2 separate regions of the Homo sapiens genome follow, and region 1 is linked to region 2. A link is an interaction called in ENCODE POLR2A ChIA-PET data of the cell type or tissue named here. Cell type or tissue: Panc1. All regions are shown on one strand. Each heading gives the region's core, and the rest is flanking DNA. Links, peaks and the distances in the headings are about the cores only.

Evidence for each region. Peaks named below come from ENCODE experiments on the same cell type or tissue, not always from the same donor. Only the 100,000 strongest peaks of a DNase experiment are listed, where the experiment ranks them.
Region 1: POLR2A ChIA-PET joins it to region 2 with 7 read pairs; 2 of 35 experiments call an interaction of 5 or more read pairs at or near these places.

The regions. Positions count from the first base shown.
Region 1 is chr2:29,060,183-29,064,610 of GRCh38, reverse strand. PCARE (photoreceptor cilium actin regulator) reads left to right here. Exons shown (of 2, transcript NM_001029883.3): 2 at 1-2,916. Among named protein-coding and RNA genes, the nearest start is that of PCARE, 12 kb to the left of the region's middle. RefSeq lists an enhancer at 826-1,740. In Panc1, for the core only: no CTCF peak of the experiment used is centred there; no DNase peak of the experiment used is centred there; H3K27ac peaks cover 314 bases.
Region 2 is chr2:29,157,750-29,163,429 of GRCh38, reverse strand. It overlaps CLIP4 (CAP-Gly domain containing linker protein family member 4), which reads right to left. Exons shown (of 16, transcript NM_024692.6): 12 at 2,963-3,097. Among named protein-coding and RNA genes, the nearest start is that of CLIP4, 45 kb to the right of the region's middle. In Panc1, for the core only: no CTCF peak of the experiment used is centred there; no DNase peak of the experiment used is centred there.

The sequences.
Region 1 (4,428 bases), core at 86-2,585, 96 kb after region 2:
AGTGCTGGCCTTAATTTGGGGTGGGGTGGGGGGTGGAGAATGTATAGTTGCATGCTTGATAGGGTTTTAACTGGGTTCATTCCTTGAGATCACTTAAGCCTCACAACAGTGAATGAAGCACATAGCATTCTTCAGTTTTGCGCATATGAAAACCGAAGGTGTGGGGAGAGGCCCCCTCAAGTGTCTGGCTGAAGGTCATACAGCTAAGAAGAGAATAGAGCAAAATTTTGCACAGATGAGTCTGGTGTTAGAATCTCTCTGCTCTTTTTATTACATTCCATTGCCCGTAACTATTGCGTCACTCCACCTGCCTAAAGCAGACATGGGTGCGCAAATGGTCGCAAAGCTTCTTTGTTGTAAGGTTAAGTAGCGGCACAGCATTGACAAAGTCCCTATTGAGAGCTTTGTTTAGAAGTGCATGGCTCCCAAAATGAGAAGGCTGAGTGAGCCAGGATTAAAACACACAGCCCCACCCGTCCTCTGTCCTCTCCTCCTTCCCAAGCTCAGTTTCAATGCTGTAAACTTAAAGCTGACAGCTCACAATACCAGCCACGCTGCCTCTCGGCCTAAGCATGTAGCAAATGCTCTCACTGCCCTACGCATTACATGCTTCTCGACGGAGTAGGGTAAACCAAGCCTCCCAAACAAGGCAGCCCATTCTCCACATGCCGTGGGTGCTGGAGCTCAGAAGATAGCGTGGGTGAGGCATACGTACTCACACGCCGATCTCCCCTCGGAGGCTTCTTGGCCAACTTTATTCCCAGGTCATCTTGCAGAACTTCTGCTGGAGTCGAAATCAAAGTGAAAAACAGTTGTTCATGCCAAAAACCTGCTTCTGCCAATGAGCTAGATATTTGCTGCAGATCTTGGAATGCTTCCACTGGAGGCTGTGGTGTGCGTTCTATTTAGAAAAGATTTTGCAGTAATTGAGTGATTCAATGCCGGCTCAATGGGTTGGCAAAAGACAAGAATTCTTACCCACTGGGGTACAGCAAAGGGACGATCCTCCAGATCTGCTGCAAAGCTGATTTTTAAAGTTTGGGGTAATTATAGACCTCAAACCCATTCTTGCTGGGACTGTGGGCTCAAAAACTTGTTAAACTGGGTCCCTAGGGACTATAGCAACCTCCCCCAGAGAGAGGCTATGACTCTGAGTAAATGAATCCCACCTTGACTTGTCCAATTATTATTCAAAGGCACCCAAAGAACAGCTGATTAAACTACCAAGAGGGGCCACAACCCACCCCTCTGCTGGAAAGGGACACACCCAGCTGTCTGCTCGCATTTGCTCCTGTTGCCGCCCTCATCTCAGAGAAGTGCTCAGGCAGTGCCCAGGCCAGCCGATTCTAGAGCCAAGCCACACCCACTGCTGGGTGGACACTTAGGAGCTGCCTGGACTGCAGGCAACGCAGGGAAGTCCAGCCACCCAGGCAGGGCAGGGGCCAAGGTAAGCACGTGAGGATGGACCAGGTTCAGCAAACTTGCCCGACAGAGATCTGGGCATTCTCCCTAAATGGTTGGGCAGACCAACCATTGGGTCACCATGGGGTGAGCCTTAGGTAAGCTGGGCACTGAGCTGAGTGAGCAGGAGACACACAGTGTGAGCGGCCTTTGAGGTCTAGCTCACAAGTAAGTGGCTTCAGGTGGGACTGCTCAGAAAGTGGGCCCTGCCTGGGCTCAGATTTAGGGGCAGGATTCCTGGAGGTCCGAGGAAACGAAGCTGTTCCCCAGCTGCAGGGAGACTGGAGTGGGACACAGTGGGTGAAACTGGGGTACCATGAGGGGTGGAACCCCAGGAATTATACACATTTTCATTACTGGAACCGGGATATGAAGTGGAGCCACTCCAGCAGTGAGGGGAAGCAAGGCTGAGTCTCCAGCCCAGGCCTCCTTCCGTAAAGGGCCTCATCTTAAAAGTCCAGGGCTGGGTAGAAAGTGGAAAGGGTGGCCGAGTGCCCCCTGCTGTGGCCATGCAAGCTAGCGGCAGCAGGGAGCCAGGCAGATTATTCCACCACAGAAGGGGTCAGTATCATGGAGAACACGCAGGAAGGGTCCGGAATGAACAACGGTGCTTTCCGTGAGCATGCATGGCAGGAGGCTGTCTGAGACTAGAGGTTGTCCCTCGCCAGGCTAGGCTGGCAAGCAGCAGGAAGTGCCCACCCACCATATTGCAGGCAGCAGACGAAGGGGTACAGGGCACCCGGGATCCTGCCATCAGCTGTGGAGATGCCCATGATGCCTCCTTGTCCCTCTGGAGGACCTCCACGTTTGCTTGGGGCCAACGTGTGCCAGGACAGGGCGAGGCTCCTGCCATAGGTCCCCACACACGATGTCATAAAAGCCCCCAGCTGCCACCAGACCCAGGCAGCCGGGACAGTGAGCTGGTGACACCATTGTGTTGCCCAGTAACCTTAGGCTACTGGAATTCCAAGTCAGCTTCCCCCACTCCAGGGAAGATGGGGAGGGGTTGCCAAGGTGCTGGGGGCTGGGGGTCAATTAGGTCAAAGGTGAAGCAGTGCTGAGCCGACATAGGAGCAGGCGGGTCAAAGATGTGTTTTTGGCTACCATACCAACTACCAGACTTAGCTCAAATTACATGTGAATTAGACTTTGTACAAAAGGAATTAAATCCACAATGGAACAGTTTTGTGGCATCTGGTCAGTTTTGCCTCCTAGAGACCAGGTCTTCCACAAACTTGAGTCTGCCTTGGAGCACGCATTGCTGGTGGCAGGAGGGGCAAACCCAGCTGTACAGCTTCTCAGACAAGGGCTGCTCACGCCCACCATCTCCCTTCTACCCAAGAATGGTATCCTTGCTGGGCCAAATCCACTTCCTTTGCCCAAGGGGGAAGGGAGGACAGTTTTTCTTTGTTCTGCTTTTTGTTTTAATAAAAATTATTAAGCCAATGAACCCAACTCATTGAAGACCCATGAGTCTATACTTTTTCTTCATAGAGTTAGAAACCAAGGACTGTCCGGGATGCAGAGAAGGAGGAACCCACCACAGATCAATCTAAGGGGTACATGTCATACCCATCTTCTCACTCGGGCCAGCTCCACTCTGGAGGAGCACAGCTTTCATCTTCCCGACCATGGAGACCCCAGAGCTGTGGAGAGGGAGGTACTGAGCCCAGCCCTTTACCCAACACTTTAGTGACACTGTAAACAGTTCCACCCCAGGGAAAAAAACAGAATTTTCTGCTCCCATCAAAAGGATTCATGGAGAAAAAAAAAAAAAGTAAACATCATATTCTGGCAGAACAGTGATAGCTTTTTGCAAGTATAAATACAATCTTCAAAATGAAATATAACCTCCCTCCGTGGCTGGGGTCTGAGCTGCTGTTTACTTTAAGCCGTATCTATTCTCCTTCCTCACATCGTATGCCCAGTTCAGAGCCTAAAATAATCCATGTTGTAGGAAACGCAGGGCAGACAGACCAAAGAGACTTTTCTTTCATTGTGAAGGGCCTAGGATTGACAAGACTTGCCTCATAAACCTTACAATGTGAATGAAAGGGATTTTGAGAAATATATTCTTTTTCTGAAATAAACCAGTGTTTTGCATGTATCAGGGGAGCCGCTGCAGTGAATTATAAGTGCTGACGTGTTTGTCAATTGATCGTCTGGCTGACGGCTTACAGGCTGCTAAAGCACCCACTCTATCTTTCAAAGGAAATCTTTTCAAAGGTAATATATTTTTAAGTAGCCCTACATCAAAGATTCAGTTGAACTGCCATAAAGTACATGTGTTCTGAGCCTGTATTAACAGAACATGTTATACTGCACCATCGTCTACTCCCCCTGCCTACCTGAAGTTTAACTAAAGCTCCATCAATCCATCCAGACGTTTTTATGAAATGTAATTAAAAATGCATCACACAAGAAGAGGAGCAAACAGTTAATTCACTCAGCACTCTAATTCAATTTTAGGAAGGACCCTGGACACTGCAGGCTTGATCGCACTCCTGGACTTCACAAAGTAACTTTGTGAATGGTCGGTGGGCCCTGCATCAGGTGGCTCTAGGATTCCACTGATCTAGTCACCCGCTTCTGAACGCTGTCACTGCAGACAGCCTTGAAGTCTAGCACACGAGGCAGCAATCGGTTTTGGCTGGAGTGATAGCACTGGCGGGGCTCAGTTAATGCCCATAGATAAAGCTGACTGGCCTAAATTGGAGGAAGAAGAAAAAGAGGAGGAAGAGAGCAGGAGGGGAAAGAAACAAGGGGTATGGTAAATGGGCCACGCATTCTCAGGAGCCAGAGGGTATCACGCTCCTGAGAGTTGGAATTAGAACACCAGAGCCTGAGTCATGACACCTCCATCCCCTGGCTCTGTGACCTGGCATCTCTGAGCCCGTGTCTTCATCTGCAAAGCAGTGATAATAATGTCAGCCTATTTATCCTGCCATCTGCACAACAGGGGCAAAC
Region 2 (5,680 bases), core at 3,180-5,679:
CATGCAATCTTTTCATCTTACTCACCTAACATTAGAACACCACAAACAGTGCTCAAATAATTAAAGAAGGACAAAAATATTATAGAAAATACCACTAGACATCATGATGAGTGCTTTTTCTTTTCTTTTTTCCACCCAAGGTAAAAAGAAAAATCTTTTTTTTTTTACCTAAATGAAAAGGTTTAGGTTAGCTAATAGGGAGAATTATTTTAAAGACTTTTTGTATTTAAAAGGACCTACTCTGAAGGAAATAACAGGATTTCCTTTTCTAGACAGCCTAAAATTAAAGTAGCAAGGTTGCTTTAAATGTGGTTTTACCCAATATAAGGTAAATGGACACAAAATCCTAAAATAAGGATTTTCTAATTGAGGGTGCCTCAAGACCAATTAGAAGTATCTAGTAGTCCATTTACTTGTGATTTAAAAGGAGTGTACAGTAGTAATTGGATTTGGTCTCTTATAATCAGTATCAAGTAAAAAAACAGGAGATAGATATCAAGAAACTTATTACAAATTACAAAAATAGTGTTTCTTCCAGATTACTAGTTCAAAGAGTTAATTATATGCCTTCTAAAAAACCAACTCACAAGTTCTTAATTTTTTTCCTCTATGTATAAAAAGATGATACCTGAGTCCATTTCCTACTATGTAATACAAGTAATGTTACAAAACTATTGTTAAGCTGCACTAACGCTCTGAACATAGGTCATCACATTTCCACATGTCCTAAACCAGGTTAGTCTGGTTGCCACTGTTATTTCTCAGTGCTACAGTTACAATTTTCCAAGTTTTACTTGCTTCTGCCTTTTATGCTTTCCTATATAATTTTTGCATTTTCCCATTTTAATTTACCATATAATTGCTAATGTTAACCATGTAACTCTTGGAAACATGTAGCATACAGCAGAAATACATATGACAAGTGTTAACAATAAAGACTACACTTTGGCAGTGGTGTGGTATGGATATCTTCCCATTTAAATGTTAATTTTCTTTCCAAGGTGGCACTGATAAAAAATGCTGATGAGACCAAATATGACCTCCCTCAAATCTAGATCTTATAACCTCCAAATACTTAAGATATTACCACTGTTCTGTAGCAGTGATTAATTTTTAATGCTACTACTTCCTTACAGGACAGAATGTTTTTAACAAAAAAGTTTCCACTTTTTATTATATTTGCTTACTACTTCCCAAATTTCTAAATGCTTTACATTAGGAATTTAAAAACTGAAATCAACCTAAAATGAAGAATTATATCCAAAGAATCAAACCATTCTATCTTGGTTTAATAACATCAGAGAAAGGGAACTCAAAAGACAAATAGTAATTGTAAAAAAATAACCTACCTGTGCGGTTAAGTTTTTATTTGAATCCTATATTAAGTATATCCTAACTAATCTCAATTACTACCTGGAGACCTAAGAAAGTCATGAATTATAAAACACCTAACTCAAATCACGCAGTTGGCTTGCAATTATAAGTGGTATTAGTGAAACAAGACTGTGTTGGGAGACAGTCGCCTATGGTCCTGTCATGTTTCCGCATGTCTTATGGGTAGAGGCAGTGACTACTTTCGTTCTAGACTACCTTTTCATAAACATCTGTATAGGGGACAGCCTTGGAGGATAGAGCTAGCATCTCCCACCAGAGCAAATGGCAGGGATGTGTACCATAAGTTCAAAGATTCAGATTCCCTAAGCTCTAGGGTCCTCTCCTGGAACAAAAAACACTGGCTGTGCAGGTGACACCTGGCTCGCTCGCTCTCACCCTGTGGGAATTGGCACTAAGGGAATAATAGTTCAAGAAAATGCTGATACTCTGGCTACTGCTATGACTGTGAGTACTAGAGTGCTTTGTCTCAAACCTGTGATGACTCTAGTACTCACAGTATCTTCCACCAACATCTATGAAACTGTGGCAGGCGAATTTGTTAGCTTGCAAATAGGGTAAAATCTCAGATCCCTCATAGTTCTTGGCTAAATGCTACAAACTTTTTTTTTTTTAATCAATGTTCTAGATAACCTTTTCCTAAAATGCTGCAATGCCACCATGTGTTAAAATAGCATATTGCTATCTAAACATACAAACTTGGTTTTGTTCAACCGACTTCTGTTTAAAATTATAATCATTGACAACACAAAAGAAAGCAATCTGGCTGGGCACGGTGGCTCACACCTGTAATCCCAGCACTTTGGGAGGCCAAGGCGGGCAGATCACCTGAGTTTGGGAGTTCGAGACCAGCCTGGCCAACATGGAGAAATACCATCTCTACTAAAAATACAAAATTAGCGGGGCGTGGTGGCGCATGCCTGTAATCCCACCTACTCGGGAGGCTGAGGCAGGAGAACCGCTTGAACCCAGGAGGCAGAGGTTGCGGTGAGCTGAGATCATGCCATTGCACTCCAGCCTGGGCAACAAGAGCGAAGCTCCGTCTCAAAAAAAAAAATAGAAAGTAATCTTTACTTTTGGAAACAATGTTACGTATAGATTGGAATGAATATATAAATACACAAACATGTATTTTTAAGGGCCCCAAAAACATGTATTTTGAGCCCTTTTGTGTGCTTTTCTCTGCAAGCCACTCTTTTAAAAAGGTATACAATTAACTCATTATTTACTACTTATTTTAAAGATTATCCGTAGCAAAAATCTAATCCTAAAATGTTTGCCTGTCACTTAGCACACCCAGCAATCAGTAAGAGTAAAATTGGAGAATGACAACTAATTTTTAACACCGACCATTTAAAACACAAATGGCAAGAAAAAAATGTATGGGTAACCATCCACGTGAGTAAACAGTCTGAGTTTTCATCATCATTTCACATTTTCTGTACTATAGCTGCCATCCACAAAAACTGTTCATCAAGATTTCTCTACAATTAAATTCTATTTACATGTAAAATTTTAAACCTTTTGTACTCTAAAGAATTCAAGTTAAGAAAATATGCAGATGAGTTACCTGGAGCGAAGTTTGTTGTCCCAAAGAACCTAATGGTGCCCAGTCTCTGTCCTACCACTAACACTCTCTCTCCGAGGCGGAGTTCCCCCTCGCAACGGCTATTATTTGCTGTAGATGTTGCTGAGGAATTCAAACCTGTTTAAGTCAGGGAGGGATACAGGGGCAGGGCAGGAAAAGAGGAGAAAAAACAAAGGGAGAAAAACTCAAAAAGCACATTAGCCAAAAAATCACACTAGGTATTCTAACTAGTCTAGTTAGTTGGTGATTTTGATATCTGATGCCTTTCATCACATAAGTCATCTACAGTTGTGTTTCTCACATGTGAGGTCAAGCTGCTCAAAGGAAATGTGAAGAGTTTCCTGGGAAAATTACTGCCATGGGAAATTCACAAAACCTGATCCCTGGTAAACTACCAACTCTTCCAAGATTGCCTGCAGCATCTCTACTAGAACAGGGGTCACAGCAAACTGTTTCTGCAAATTGCTGGACAGTAAATATGTTAGGATTTGCTAGCCATACCACCTCTGCCACAACTATTGAACTCTGCTGTTGCAGCATGAAAGTAGATATAGACAATATATTTTTTTCAAATGTGCATGGCTGCATTCCAAAGAACTTTATTTACAAAAACAAGTGGTAGGTCAGATTTGGCCCATGGGCCATAGTTTGACAATTTCTATTCTACTAAAATACTAGAATTATAGTATTAATAGTTCACTTAGACTCAGTGTAAATTATATAAAAAGTCATGTGATTTGACTTTTTTTTTTTTTTTTTTTTTTTTAAAGAAACAGGGTCTTGCTGTGTTGACCAAGCTGGTCTCAAACTCCTGGGCTTGAGTGATCCTCCCACCTCAGCTTCCCAAAGTGCTAAGATAACAGGCATGAGCCACTGTGACCAGCCAAAAGTAGTGTGATTTGAAGGTTAAATTGCTATACGGTTCTAATTATCCTAAAGTGATTTTGTTATTAAGAACAAAACCACTGCCCTGTCAACCTGATTCAAAACTAAACCTTGAAATGCCCACTATTAAACATAGAAGTCCTAGAGAAATATGATCTAGAAAGCTGTTCAAATATAACAGCTGAAAGAGAAGAAGTGGGTGCTTGAGCCTTGTCCCATCAGTACATAAACAAAGATTTGAAGAGCTGCCATCTGAGAGGGAGTAGAGAACTCTGGAGGAGGGCATGGGATGGAGGGTAAGTCATACTGTGAAAAAAGAAGAAATCAAAAACACAGCAACTAAACAAGGAAAATAAACCCATGGAGAAGGTCTGGATTATACCAGTAAGTCCGAGGCCCTCATCATAACCAATATTCTATAGCACTTCATAGTTTACAAAGTGCTTTTCCTAAAAATTATGCTGAAAAATAAGATACAAACTCAGGAATTAACTAAGACACACTGTTAACAGCCAGTAAGTGGTACACCTAGATTAAAACCAAGACTCTGTGATCAGAAATCCTCAGGCCCGTCCCCTTGTCGCCTGTAGACAATGAACCAAAGATGGCAAGTTCAACAGTGGGACACAGGCTGGGCATGATGGCTCATGCCTGTAAATCCCAGCACTTTAGGAGGCCAAGGTAGGAAGATCACCTGGGTCCAGGAGTTGAAGGCTGCAGTCACTATGATTGCAACACTGCACCCCAGCCTGGGCGACACAGCAAGACCTTGTCTTTAATAAAAAATAAAAAGTAAATAACAATGGGATATGATGAGGCCGAGGTCCCTACCTTTCCCATTCCCCGAATCCTTTATTTCCACTCTTCTTTCTCTAATTTTTTAACCTAACTTTCCATTATTGTTCGTTCTCTGCAGTCTACATCTCCCTCAAATGCAAATCTATAAAACAAGTGGAATATCTACTCACTAGAGAAACATGTTTTAAGTACATGTCTCTGGGGTTCCCAACACAGACTTTCCCATATCTCCCATTCTCGGCCCATCTCCCTCTTTGAAAGGTCCTCTTTCTCACTCTGATAACTCTCTTCATCTTCACTGTTGTTTAAGTCGACATAACCCTCAAATTTATTTTTTTAAATGGTAAATATATAGGCACGCTAGACTACTTTGTTTAGAAGGTTAAAAAAAAAAAAGTAATTCCATACCCATGTATAAATTTTAAAATCAAGTAAATGTCAAAAGTGCAAATACCAAATGAAGGGGGCCTTAAAATGTGAATGAAATTTGGACAAACAGGATGGCTGTGTCAGCACTGTACCTTCTCACCTCTGCTCCTCACAACATAAAGAAAAACTGGTTGGGGTATGGAGAGAGGAAGCCACTCAGAGAATAAATATTCCAGGCAAACAATTTCAGGGAAAACTTTCAGGTTCTCTACTTTTAGGGTCCCAGTTTTTAGGCTTATTATGTCAATGTTATTGTTGAGAGCTTTGGAGGTTTCTTCCCATCAAGTATTTTTTTAGAAATCTGTCATGAATATTTTCCATAATAAAATGTTGGTTCACTACAAGAACTATTAATAGAAGCACTAAAAAAAGAATCTGGTAATAAAGAGGTTCATGAAGAACGTATTTTGCCAAGATGGCTTTTGCCTTTCTGGACAAGTTCGCTATATAGGCAAATAAGTGAACTGCAACAGACAAAATCTATGTCATTTCGAAAAGAAGTCTGATAAAGTGTTTTACGTATCTTTACAAATAACTGAAGAAATGTGGACTGAGTGAGATTATGCAGGTTCACGGCTAGTTAAAAAG